Linked DNA regions of Homo sapiens: region 2 is linked to region 1. The links are chromatin contacts, found by Hi-C or POLR2A ChIA-PET in ENCODE. All regions are on one chromosome and are shown on one strand. Each heading gives the region's core, a stretch centred on a gene start or an enhancer-like site at or near the end of the contact. The rest is flanking DNA. Distances are from core to core; before and after follow the strand shown.

Region 1 (6,976 bases), core at 2,016-4,515:
ACAACTTTGTTTAAAATCTGTTTTTTATAGAACATACATGTGTGCAGGGCTGCTCCTTTTAAAATTCATTCAACAAAGACCTTGTCCATGCTATCGTACCCTCTTGACTGGATGGCTGTAAAAACTCAACAGATCTCTGATTCTATTCTCTCCCCTTACTCCCTTCAGTTTGTTCTATACGCAACAGCCAGAGAGACTTAGAACAGATCAAGTCACCCCCTGCTTAAAATCCTCCAATGTCTTTTCTCAGAAAAAAATAAACTCAGCATTGCTATGAAACCTACATGACCTGGTTCCTACTTTTCTTTTTGACACCATTTGCTCAGTTTCCCTTCAGGGACTACGTGTAATTACATAGAATTCTTGTCCATCTTCCAGTTTGCCAAGCTGCAGATCTTTTCACTTGCTGCACTCTCTGTCTGAGGTATTTTCTCCCTCATGTCTACACACCCTTCATTCAGGTCTCAACTAAAGTGTCATTACCTTAGAGACCCTTTTCATGACTACTCTGTCCAAAATAGCTCCTGCCTTCCCACCATTGTCCTTATATCAACCCTTTTAAAAAATTGTACAGTAGTCATCACGACTTGAAATCTTACTACAGTCTTGTTTGTTTCCTTGTATATCATCTGTCTCCATCTCTCAAACATAAACTCCACAAAAGCAGAGGCTTCACCTCTCCTGTTTGCCACTGCAGCTGTAGCACCTTGAATAGGGCCAGGATTATAGAAGGCTATTGGATAGCTATTGAATGGATAAGTGAACAAACCCCAAGAGCCCTATTGATGATCTATATAAATATGTTTAATTATCTCATAGCGTATTGGGAGAATTTGTTGGGTGAAAGTCAAACTTACATTCCATCTTAAAGGAAACATCCTTAATTCATTTGCTGACTTGAAAGCTACATTTTGAGCCCCTTCAGTGTGCTAGGCATTGAGGATGAAGAGAAGTCACGATAGAAAAGGTCCTTGTGCTTTTAGAGCTTATATCTAAGTTATCATTGATTTAAGAAAAAAAAAATGTGCCACCTACTGTGCTAAGTGCTTTCAATACAATAGCATGATGGATGTGAGGGGGTTACGTGGGATGGGGAAGGAAGCTGCGATAGGAGTGTATTTGTTTCCAAGGGATGCCAAGACAAATTGCCATAAATTTAGTGGCTTAAAACAACAGAAACGTATTGTTTCACAGTTTTAGAGGCCAAAAGTCTGAAATAGGGGTGTCAGCGGGACTATACTTCCTCCTGAGTTTTAGGGAGAATCTCCTTAGCCTATTCTACCTTCTGGTGGATCTTAATGTTCCTTGGCTTGTAGCCACATCACTGCAATATATGCCTCTACCTTTACATGGTTTCTTTTCTTGTGTCTCTCCTCTGTGTTTGTATGTCCCATATCTCCCTCTCATTTCTTTTACAATGATAAGAGTTACTGTATGTAGGATTGTGAGCAGAAGACACACAATATGTATGTCCTGCAATCCTTGCCACCCTGTTTGCATATAGCATTTTTCAATGCCCCATGAGCACAGAATTCCAATGGGCCCATAATGCATGGAAGTTTAGAGAGACTTAAAGTGAGTACAAAGTAAGTGTGTTATGTCTAGGACTCAGTAACCAAAGGTGCTGACCACCCTAGGATCAATGCTTTCCTTTCAAACCAGGACTTGCTTTGAACACCGAAGGAAGAGGATGGCATTCTAAGAAACAAACGACCAAGGAACCCTATCAGATTCTTTCTTACTCATGTTACTTCCCTGCATGAGGTGACTACTTATGCTGAAAATGAGGACATAGAAGGAATGGGACAGATTGGGCAACACAGAGTTTCTTTTCCTTCCAGTCCTTCCTTATAGTAAGGTGAAGGTGGATAGTGTTGATAGAATGTGTTCCTAGAATATAAGAAGTGAAATAAAGCAGTTGAATCAGTTTTGTGCAACAATTTCACTGTCCTGGTAAGAGTATAATATATATGCATGCATGAGCTGTGGAATACAAATTGTATAATTTCTTTTTTTTCAAATTGTGTCATTTCTGTGATTCTGCACATTAGTTAAATTCTCCTATATGTGCATTTAAAACTGACACTGCACAATTCAAAGATGATGGTAAAATTCATGTTAACAAGTTAATGTGTTAATTTTTAAATTTTTTACTTAGAATGGTGTTAAATAGCAAATAAACAGCATCATGACAAGTTGAGAGAAAGATTGTGGAAGAAAGGAAAAAACTGTACATTTCAGTATCATTAACAACATGTTTTTCTGCTTTTGAAACAAGAGGCCCCACGTTTCATTTCATTTGCACTGGGCCCTGCAGGTTATGTGGGTGGCCCCGCAAAGACAGTTGTTGGGCAGAAGCCATAAGTTCTCAAAGTGTGACCTCCAGAGTCCTGGCTCTGTTAGGCTGTGACAGTTTTCCCATTTCCAGCCTCAGCCTCACTTCTGTGGCTAGCAGTGCCTCATGTTTGCTTTCCCACTCAGGTTACTGGGTTTTTTTTTTTTTTAATGCTTTTAAAGAACATTTTGCTTTTCTCCCATTTCTGTCCTTTTCCCTCCCACCATCATTTTCCCAACGCTCCTGGCATTTCAGGGATACAAACAAACCATCAAGAAACGACCAGTGCTGGCCTCTGGCCACCCGCTGTGAGAGTTACCACTGCAGAACCATAGGCTGGGTCTGATGCCCTCAGCAGGACACATTTTCTGCTATGTTTGAGGGAAAGTGGCCAAAACAGTCCTCTCTCTCACAACCTCTTCCTTTGTAGGGCAGCAGTGGGTGCCTCATGGCTGGAAAACTCACTCTTGCTTTCTGCAAAGAGGACTTTTTTTTTTTTTTAATCAACTAAGTCAATTGTTTGATGAGAACACCATGAATGGTCCACCACAGTTTTTGATGATATATTTCTGTGACGGTTACCCCTAACTCTACTAGACAAGTTTTTCACTCCCCACCCCTTTAAGCGCAGAAAATCCAGAGCAGAAATTTCAGTGTGATTGGGAAATTGTGAAGACTAGTTTGCTCTTGTATGACGGAGGATGGCAGGTAAACAGAGCCAGGTAGAGGAATGTTTATTGGAGAGAAGCTTTCTCAGACCAGGGCACATTTCTCCTCAGCAGAATGAGGGGAAACTGTTAAGACCCTAGCTTGCATCCCAAGCCTCCTCCCTAATAGAGATGTGTGGAGGGTGGCAACATTGCCCAGGACTTTGTGCAATGGTGGCGTTTTCTGGGCTTTTGTTCCTGCTTCCATTGACTGCCAGCTTGAGTCCTAGCCAGAGCCGGTCTGGGAACCGAGCTTTCATTGCTATTGTAGAGGCAACTGTGGCTTTCACTAACTAAATAGACGAGGAGGGAGAGGCAAATATTTGCTGAGTGCAACTTGATCTCCACTGCAGGGCTTTCATAGTGTCGCATGACTGAACTTACCCCATGGCCAGACAGTGTGCCGGGCTTCCTATCGTTTACCTCATTTATTTCTCACCATGTGGCTATGTGATATGGGGACTGTGACCCCCGCTTTAAAGTAGGAAGCTGCAGCTACTGAGAGAAGGCAATTAATTCAAAATCATACAACAATAGGAAGCAGAGTCGAAACCTCTATCCAGGTCTTTCTCCTTCTGAAGCATGAATTCTTTCCACTGTGCCATACTGTCAAATCCCGATTGACCAGTCTTTCTTTTTCTCTTCTTGCCTTTCTCTCTCTTTCTTTGATCTCTCCATCTACTCATCCACATATCTATCCTTCCTTCGTTTATCATGCACTTTTCCAAAAGTGTGGTTAAGGTACTGATTTCTTATTCTGCAGAATCGAGTCCTGGTAAGAGTGATCTCTTGTTTGAAATCTCTGTCACATATCCAGACTGATTTCCTCACTGCTTCCTGAACATAACATATGCATTCCTGATCCTACTTCTTTCCCTTATCACATCCTCTCTTAGCCATCACCACATACCTTCTGCCATTCCCTTCCATAGCTAGCTATCTCTCCTGTCAAAATTGAAGCAAACATTTATTGAAAGCTTACTTTGGGCCAGTTGCTGCTATATGCACATCACCTATATTTACCTAAAGTCTCCCCAACCCAGTGAGGTGGGTGCAATTGTTGTGCTGTGTTGTTCAAGGAAGAAGTTATGTTCTGGGTTGTTGGTGATGGGTGGGGGTGAGTAACTTGCCCGAGGTACATGGGTAATGATGTATAGGTGTTGTATTACTTCCTATTGATTATGTCATTTGTTGCTACATTTCTTCAGGTAGTGCTTTGGGATAGTCAACCATTTTACATGGATATGTCTCATTTTCCCAAGGAGATGACCTGTGGTTTGAAGACAGAAATTCTATCTTGCAATCCTTTAAGTATTTCCTAGAGTTAAAGGTTGTACTTGCTGAGTACACAGTACCCTATACAATAATATAAATACAAACAGAAGTGCACATGCCTCATTGAGATGTTAGAAAGTACCTTCGGACACTATATAACAAATGAAAAGTTTTTGAATTGTAGGAATCTGGAGCTGAAAAAGATATTTTGAAAAAAACAGTAACCTAGGTTTATTAGGGTAAAGCTGGCTTCTGTAACATACAAGCTCAAATTGTAGGTTGCCAAATGTTTAGTGTTCAATTCTCATTTTTGTAAATGCAACTTCCTGGATGGCAGATGGCTTTCCTCCAAGCAGTGATTTGGAGCTCCAGGCTTCTTTTACCCTGTTGCTCCACTGTCTTCAACATGAAGCCTTTAAGATCATGGTGTTTGTCTTCATCAATCCATAGAGGGGAGAAAGAAGCACAGAAGATCCCTCATAGGAGGGATGGACAAGGCAGACCTGGATGAGCTGCTCATCACTTGCACACACATCTTGTTGGCTAGAACTCTGTTGCACTGGCACAGCCACTGCAAGGAAGGGTGGAAGATGTAGACTGCAGGCCCATGAAGAAGAGGAAGTGGGTTGGGTGATGCAGCAACCATTGTCATGTCAGAGATGATTGATAAGTTTGCTGTGCCAACTCTTGTGGATTGGGAAACAGCTGCTCAACGTGGTGCGTAAAGAAGGATTTTGAGGCTGAGTCCATGCTTAGAAAGAAAGGGTTTATTCGCTTTGTCAGACAGTCTGTGAGCAGGGCTGAGGGAGGAGGAATGGGAATGCACACATCAATACTTGCTATCCCTGATTCTAGTTTGCCTTCTTCATTTTATTTGTATTAATGTATTCACCTCAGATTCACAGGGCAACTATCAGGTGATGGAGACTCGTAGAAGGGTAAGTCATGGTCTCTCCCCCTGCATTGAGCTCAAGTGATTCAGGAGAGAGAATTTATGATAGAGTGTGGTCCCTGTGATAAAGGGACAAGGACCGAGTCCTGTGGGGATGCACAGAAAAGGGCTGTAGAGGAGAGGACAGGCCTCGGAGTCAGTGACCTGCTCAAGGTCACACCATGACTATGCACCAGGTTCAGAACAGGAACAACCGGGAGTCCTTGTTTATAAAGTGGGAGACTGTCACCTGCCCCTCAGGCTTGCTGGAGATAATGCACACAGGGCTCACAGCAGAGGCCCTCACAGAGTAGGTGCTAAATACACATGTGGTGCTATTGGTGACTTTCTCAGTTTGTCTGTTATCCAGCAAGTGTGAAATGACCATTAGGGCTGGCAGGTACGATATTTATTTACTCAACAGTCAGTTATTGGCAGAGCTACTGTGTGCCTCCTGCTGTTCTGGGCTTTGGGGGTTGATATTGTTTGGATATTTGTTCCTTCATATCTCATGTTGAAATGTCATCCCCAGTGTTGGAGGTGGGTCTGGTGGGAGGCAATTGGATCATGAGGGTGGATTGATTTCCCACATTTAGCGCCATCCTCTTGGTGCTGTCCTAACAATAGTAAGTGAGTTCTTGCAAGATCTGTTTGTTTAAATGTGTGTGGCACCTCCCTCCCAGACCTTGCCCTTGCTCCCACTGTGTGATGCGCCTGTCCCCATTTCACCTTCCAGCATGAGTAAAAGCTCCCTGAGGACTTCCCAGAAAGCTGGGCAGATGCTGGGCAGAAGCTGAGCAGATGCTGGTGCCAAGCTTGTACAGCCTGCAGAACCATGAGCCAATTAATTTCTTTTCTTTATAAATCACCTGGTCTCAGGCATTCCTTTACAGCGCCGCAAGAACCGCCTAGCGCAGAGGTAAATCAGTGAATGAAACAGACACATCCTGCCTTTGTTGGACTTACATTCTGGTGTAAGGAAACAGATAATAAATAAAACATTTAAGTGAATCAGAGAGTCTAAGCAGGTTGGGAGTGCCATGAAAGATGGAGGATGCTAAGGGGGATCGTCCATGACTAGTACTGGGGGAAGGTGGCAAATAAATCTTTACAAAGGGATAGCCAGAGAGGGCTTCACAGGAAAGGTCATTCTTGAGCAAAAACACAGAGATGTGCAAGCCTTGGCTGAAGTCCTTGAAAACTTCCAAGGGTAGAATTGTCTCCTTTTTTTCAGATAAGGACAGCAAGGGTACTGGAGGTAAAGCAGCCTGTCCAAGCTCACATGAGGGCTAGTATTTGAGCCACGTATCTTGACTCCAGTGGCTCAGAAGGAAACAGGTGGGAGGGAGCATGAGTTTGTGCTTGACATTCTTGGTCTGGAATGTAGGCCTGAATCAGACAGCAGACTTTGATGGTGTTTTTCTCCCTCCCCGTTCTTAATCACACTCCGTTCCTGCATGGTTTCTTTACTTTTGCACACCACCTATCTAGACGTAATGAATAATATTTGGAGCTGCAAACAAGAGAGCATTTAGTGGTCATGAAGCCTTGACAAAATGTGTACATGGTTTTAAATATTCCATTATAATGCATGGTGAGGCGAGGCTAAAAATGAGAGCATATAAAAGCCTGCGTGATTTGATTGATGACACTCTATCAATATTGATGGCCGTGAGCACATTGGGAAGTTGGGAAGCTGTATTTCTACGGTGTCCTGCTAGCATCCAA
Region 2 (6,976 bases), core at 2,220-4,719, 2.2 Mb after region 1:
ATTACAGGCATGACAGCCACCGCACCTGGCTGTCATTTCTTTATTTTCTCATTCACTCATCCAACAAATCTTTCTGGAGCACCTACTCCTTGCTGGGCACCAGGCTAAGCACTGCCAAAGTGTGGTGATGGACACGGTTTCTGCCACTCTAAAGGGAAGATACCAGCAAACCCCATATTATGCACATAATCCCTTAGTCACAAGTGCTGAGGAGAAAAACACCACAGGGCCCACAGGGTATATAACAGCTGGATGGCAACCACTCAGGGAGAAGAGGGGCTTCCTGAGGAGGTGAAAGACCAGCTGAGACCTAGGAGATGGAGAGGAAAAGATGGATGAGGGGAGAGAATGGACATCAGTCCAGGCTATAGGGAGGCCTGGGGAAGGAGAAAGAGCCATGTGGAGAGTCTAAAGGAAGCAGGTGTTCGTTGGAGAAGAGCAAGCCAGGACAGATGTGGGCAAGACCAGCTCAGGAGGGGCCTGTAGGACCGCGTTCTCAGAGCAATGGGAGGGGCTCACAGGTTTCAGCAGTAAGTGTCATGCTGAGCTATGCATTGTAGGAACGTCACTTTGGCTGCTGTATGGGAATAGATGGAAAGAGTGGAACCCAGTGAGGAGGTGTAGGATGGCAGGGGCTTTGACTAGAGGGCTGGAAGTGGAAGGGAGCTGGACTCGGTGCCATCAAGATGCCTCCTGGGTTTCTGGAATGTACATCTGGGAATGTAGCGGGGTCCTTCATTGAGACAGTGACAGGAACGGGTTGTTGTTTTGCAGCTCCCTGTCTACTCAGTTGTTTCTCCACCAGAGTCATCAGATGCAGCCAAAGCTGCATCAAGTAGCATCTTCAAAGCCTCTGCACTGTATGTAAACCATCAAAATGTGGAGACAGTTGCTATGCTTGAGCAGAGTGCTGGTGATTTGGGACTGATCCACCACTACATTACAGAGGGCCTGGAGGTCTTGTTATTTGCAAAGCAGAACTCCAGCTTGAACTCTTGACACTTTTAACAGAACCACTGTATCTTTAGCTCTTGGCATCTGAGTTTCCTTTCCCAAAACTTCTTTCCTGATCAGCAGGGTTATTACAAGTGGCGGTGACGTGCAGTACCTTGATGATGTTTGCCATAAGCCTGTGGGAAAGGGCCTATTATTTGCTCTACTTTGCAGTGACAGAAACCAAGGCTCAGAGATGATAATGTCTGGCCCAAGACCATGTGTCTAGTAAGTAGCAGATCTGGGATTCCAGGACATGCCAACTACTTCCTGTGTGCCCTTCCCCACCCATTCTCGATCTTTCTCTTCTCTGCTCTCCAGCCCGGAAAGCTGATCTCTAGGATCTCGTCCCTTAGGCTCCCTTGGATTTGGCCAGTGGGAGGCACTAGCAGGAGCTCAGAGGCTGGCAGGAGACAGAGGCCAGGGCACCCGTCACCCTCCCCTCAGCGCCACTCACACTGGGTTTGCTTTCAGCAGTGGCTCCATTCTTCTGCTATGGTCTTGGCTCCTGTCTGTAAACCTCATCCCATGCTGCGTCGCTGGCTCGCAAACTCCCTGACACCATTCTCTCCTCTCACACCTGCTGCAGCTTGCTGGGTGCTCTGGCATCCTGTTCTGGTCCCTCTGACCTGCCCATCCTCTCTGAAGAGACTCTTCAATCCTCTGGGTGTGTCACCCTTCCCTGATGGCATACGCCCATCAGACGGTCATCAGCCACTGAGAAACCTTGAGCCACACAAGAGAAAGAGTACGGGCTTTGGAGCCAGACAGTCCTGGGTTTCCTCATTGAGCCTCGGTTTCCTCATCTATGCAATGGGCACAGTAAGAGTTGCCTACCTTCTTGTCTTTCAAAGTGTGGTCACAGACCAGGAGCATTAGCATCACCCTCCAGCTTGACAGAAATGCAGGTGGGGCTGAGTGGCATGGCTCACACTTGTAGTCCCAGCACTTAGTTAGAGAGGCTGAGGCAGGACAAGTGCTTGAGCCCGGGAGTTTGAGACCAGCCTGGGCAACATAATGAGACCCTGTCTCTATAAAACATTTAAAAATTAGCCAGGCAGGGAGAAAAAAAAAGGAAATCCTGACTCTCAGCCCCCAACCTGGGACCTGCTAAATCAGAGTCTACATTTTAATGAAATCTCTAAGGAATTCATGTGTACATTAATTTTTGAAAAGGCCAACCCCACCTGAAAAGACTTCCGATTTGGATTAAATAAAATTTAAAGTTCCTGGTACATTTTGATTTTGATAAAGGTTAATTTTCTTTCCCCACCCTTCCTTTCTGCCCCCACCATAATGTAGAAACTATTTTTTTTGAGACAGGGTCTTACTCTGTCGCCCAGGCTGGAGTACAGTGGCACGATCATAGCTCACCACAGCCTCAACCTCCTGGGCTCAAGCGATCCTCCCACCTGAGGCTCCTGAGTAGTTGGGACCACAGGCGCATGCCACCATACCCAGCTAATTTTCCTATTTTCTGTAGAGACGGGATCTCGCTATGTTGCCCAGGCTGGACTTTAACTCCTGGTCTCAAGCGATCCTCCCACTTCAGCCTCCCAAAGTGCTGGGATTACAGGTGTGAGCCACACCCAGCTGGAAGGTAGAAACTTTACCCTCCTCCTGATGTGCCCTCCTAATAAACCCTGAGGAGCCGGTAGCTGCCTGAGTGCCTGCACTTGACATGCATGATTGCATTTCATCTCACAGTGCCCCTCAAAGTAGAAATGATGGGCACCATGCGACAGATGAGGAAACAGATGCTCAGAGATCTTGCCCAAGATATCTGTGGCCAATACACAAGTCAGATGCATGGCTTGTCCCAGTTCACTGTGGTGGAGGCAGGTCTGGAAACCAAGTCTGTCTGACAGCACAGCCCTTGTTCTCACCAGTACGTTCTGCTCCCTTTGTCATGAAGCCTGCTGCAGTTTGGGATCGGAGTTGGTTCACTGCGTTTCTAAGCATCATGCCTGCTCATGCACTCATTCATTTGCTCATCCATTCACTCCTTCCAAAGGCTGAGAGACGTGGTATCCTTCCCAGGTGAACAAGTCCCCGGCGCCACCCACACCTCCGCCCCCAGGTCAGTCTTGACACTCCAGATGAACGCACCCTCCAAGCAGACAAGCCAGAACCTGAACAAAGGAACCCAAAAATGTTACCAACTTGCAAACTGATTGCAACTTGAAAATGTATTGCAGCTTGACATTTATTGAAAATGACTGCAATCTTGGCTGCTGGGTTTGCATTTTTGGCAAAATGTCCCTTTAGTCCCCTCTGCTTGCTGAAATCCCTCCATTCTGATTCTCTCATTCACAAGCTCAGCCAGGGCACTCACTGGGAGGGTGAATGTTAACACAAGCAGTGACCTTTCCAGAAAAGAATGACCATTCGCCTCCGCATTCCCGAGAGGAATTCCCCAGGAGCAGCCGAGGAACTTGGTACCATTTCTAAAAGCACATTCTTGGCTGCTTAACATCTCATGTCCATATTTGGGAGTTCTTGTGTCTTGTTGCATTCATGTGCGGTTCCCTTTCAGGGCAAGGCCTCAGCTCCAGGCTATCTGGGTCGTTTCCTGCCTGCGGCCCAGTAGGAAGAGAGTTAGTGGTGGCTTCTGACAATCTCCATAGGAGGGATGTTAGAGCCAAGGCCAGGGCAGGAAGGAAGCTGCCAGCTAAGCGGCTACTGGAAACTCCCGCTGAGGATGCGGCACCAGGAACACAACCTTATGACTGTCAGAACATCATAGCTGCACATTCATTTGGCAAAATTTAGAAGCGTGTTTATTTTTTTTCCTTATGAAAGTAACATAACCACCTTCCAGAAGAGAGAAGCAAGAAACCTCACACAGATTATGCTGGGAGTCCCGAAGACCACCCTCACATTCATAGATTTGCTAAAAGAATTCATATGGGCTTCGGCATATTCAGGTAGCTGTATGTGTGGCTAAGATTTATTTACAACAGTGCAGTAAGGATACACAATCAGCTCAAAAGGCGAAACCGTAGAGTTGGAGTCTGCAGGAGTCCATTATGAGGCTCTCTCACGCCCTCCCCTCCCCAAGAAGGGTTGCACAGAGCACATTCCGTCCCCATCAACAAAAATGCAGCTGTGTGTCTGCAAGGCTTCTGTCCAAGGAAGCCCATCAGAGACTCAGCACCCCAGAGTTTTTCTAAGGGCTGGTCAGTTGGCACCTTCTTCTTAGCAGGTACCAAATTCCCAGCTCCCGAAGGGAAGCACGTGTTTAGCACGAACCACATTGTTTGTGGTCTAAGCACAGTGAACCACTTTTATCATTTAGGAAACAGCTCAAGTGCCAAGTTCCCAGACACCAGCCAAGAGTCAACCTAGCAAGCAGGTCTTCCGAAAGATAGCAGTCTCAAGCCTGCTATACTAACTTCTGTCTGCACAACCACATATATGCAGCTGGAATACGGCCACCCCTAGCAGTTCTGTGAATCGCCCTCCTTTCTTTCCTTTTTTTAACCTGTGACTATTTATACATCTTAATTATAATCTTGTCACATGAAGTGAAGCAACACAGAATTATACAATTTTATATTTTTTTTCACTTGATATCATAATTTTTTTTTTGAGACAGAGTCTCACTCTGTTGCCCAGGCTGTAGTGCAGTGGTGTAATCTTGGCTGACTACAACCTCTGCCTCCCAGGTTCAAGTGATCCTCCTGCCTCCACCTCCCAAGTAGCTGGGACTACAGGTGCGTGCCACCACGCCTGGCTAATTTTTTTTTATTTTTAGTAGAGATGTGGTTTTGCCATGTTGGCCAGGCTGGTCTCCAACTGACCTCAAGTGAACTGCCCACCTCAGCCTCCCAAAGAGCTGGGATTACAGATGTGAGCCACTGCACCCAGCCTCATAACATAACTTTTAGTGGCTGAAATCATGCACGCATCCCACCAGTATTTACTAAATGAGTGATGTTCTCTTCAGTAGATGTTCTGTGATTTATTACAGTGCATGGTTGTCTCTTTGATGTTCACTCTTTATGCACCTATTGTGCAAGCCTGAAAAACTAGGTGAGCTCTGGTCACTAAAGAGCCAGGGGAAACAGCATTATTTCAGGTATGATTAACAAACAAGCCTGATGTGAGCCCCAGCCAGGACTCTAGAATGGATTATTCAATGGAGGACCTGGAAAGCGGGAAACACTTGGAAAAGAAATCATTCATGTTCATGACGAAGTCACATGAATTAATAATAATATTAGTAATTTCCATCACTACATGCCAGGCAACTTTATCGAATGATTTCCAGATCATTAAAGATCAAATTATCTCCCTATGCCTCATAGCCATCTTGGGGGGATAAAGAAATATTATTATTCTCATTTTCCAGCTGAGGAAAAGGGAAGCTCAGACAGGTTAAGTGACTTTCCCAAGGCTACAGAGCCCATAAGTGGAGATGCTGTGACTCAGATCTAGACCCATTCACAACCTAAGCCTGATCTCCATGACACTAAGAGCACCATGCCAACCTATTTCCAACAGGCTACAAAAGGCTGTCAACCAGGAAAAGGCAACAGACACAGTGAACCTGGATGTCAGATGGCTGGCAAGGTCTCTCATTATTTCCTTGACATTTAATCCAGTTAGGTGGGTTCCAAATTGTTGCAAGACAGCCCTGAATGGGAACCTACTGATTCATGGGCAGGACTGATGGCCACCCAAGGGGGTGACATGTCACAGGGCTATGGGCTCAGCATGTCCTGGCCAACAGTCTAATGAGCGATCTGGAAAGAGGCAGAGAGGCAGGCTATCTCTGATACGCCCATGCCCCATCAGCCCTCAGCATGGTGCCTAGATGCAATGTGCTCCTGACCTGGGCAGACACAGCCAGCTAAGAGAGCCCCCTGTATGGTCACCGCTGACTGATCCCCTTCCACTCGGAGCCCCAGCAACTCGGATGCTGCACACAGAACGGTTTTATCCAATCCAAAATCATCTTCTTCTTTCTCCTTCTCCCCCTCCTCGCCCTCCTTTTCCCCCCATTCCTCCTCCTCCTCTCCCCATTCCTCCTCCTTCTCCCACTCCTCCCCTCCTGCTCCTATTCCTTCTCCCCTTACTCCTCTTCCTTCTCCCACTCCTCCTCCCTCCCCTTCTTCCTCCTTCTCCCCCAACTTCTCTTCCTTCTCTCACTCCTCCCCCCTCCCCCTACTCCCTCCTCCTTCTCCCACTCCTCCCCCTCCCCCTCTTTCCCCTCCTCTTCCTCCTTCTCCTTCTTCTTCTCCTTCTTCTTTTCTTTTCTTCTTCTTTCTAACCTAAGAGTTTATAAAGAATTGGAGGGCGGTATTTGAAACCACCATGGAGAATGAGTACGGTATTCAGTTAATTCCAGTTAATTAAACATAATATAGCCAAAGCTGCAAGTGTTTGGACACATTAGCAAGAAATGTCAGGGTCCTGCCTGGCCCCTCTCACTGCATTGCTGATACATTTGGTGAAGAGAAAGGCCTATGTCTCTTTGTCCTGATCTGATCTGGACTCCTCCTCATCATCCCGCCTGTGTTAGTGCCTTTTGGATTCTTGGACTGTACCATCTGCCCTACGAACAGCCCTCCCTGGGCCTTGGGCCCCGTCTGCTCTTGGGCCAGTAGCATGGAGTTTAAAGGCGTTTGCTCCCATCCCCCCAAAGGCTCTCTGTTGACCACCTGCCCCAGGAATGCCTTTTCTTTCATGTTGTTTAGTCATGCCGAACTTTCTCTGTCCTCTGAAGTTTTACTGCCTATAGCTGCCCCTTTGATGTAATTCTAGGCAAGATTTCTAAATGCTGATATAGGAGTTAAGAAGAAATTAGGCAGATAGTAACGGTATGGGAGTTCGCAGTAAGGCTTTTCTTTTAAACGAAAAGCAGCCCCAAATTATTTTCTTTTCTAACAAAGAGCAGCCTGTAAAATCGAGTTACAGACATAGATACTGGCAGTTGTGCCAATCATCTTAAAGATGGAGGCTCCATCTTCCTTTGTCT

The links. A loop is a pair of places that touch in the nucleus more often than their neighbours do. ChIA-PET counts read pairs that join two places held with the same protein, here RNA polymerase II (POLR2A).
Region 2: a map of ovary shows a loop between it and region 1 (28-fold over the local background). The contact joins two enhancer-like sites. A Hi-C loop is called at or near these places in 1 of 168 maps with a recorded cell type or tissue (ovary). POLR2A ChIA-PET finds 5 or more read pairs at or near these places in 1 of 52 experiments (activated CD4-positive, alpha-beta T cell).

What each region holds. Positions count from the first base shown.
Region 1 is chr16:82,326,631-82,333,606 of GRCh38, forward strand. No RefSeq gene overlaps it. Among named protein-coding and RNA genes, the nearest start is that of MPHOSPH6, 160 kb to the left of the region's middle. Within about 2 kb of position 3,266, at least 5 of the 41 ENCODE cell types and tissues checked have a DNase peak (open chromatin) inside an H3K27ac peak, as active enhancers do.
Region 2 is chr16:84,528,987-84,535,962 of GRCh38, forward strand. No RefSeq gene overlaps it. Among named protein-coding and RNA genes, the nearest start is that of MEAK7, 28 kb to the left of the region's middle. RefSeq lists silencers at 2,441-2,654, 2,937-3,231 and enhancers at 2,768-3,445, 3,446-4,124, 4,125-4,801. Within about 2 kb of position 3,470, at least 22 of the 41 ENCODE cell types and tissues checked have a DNase peak (open chromatin) inside an H3K27ac peak, as active enhancers do.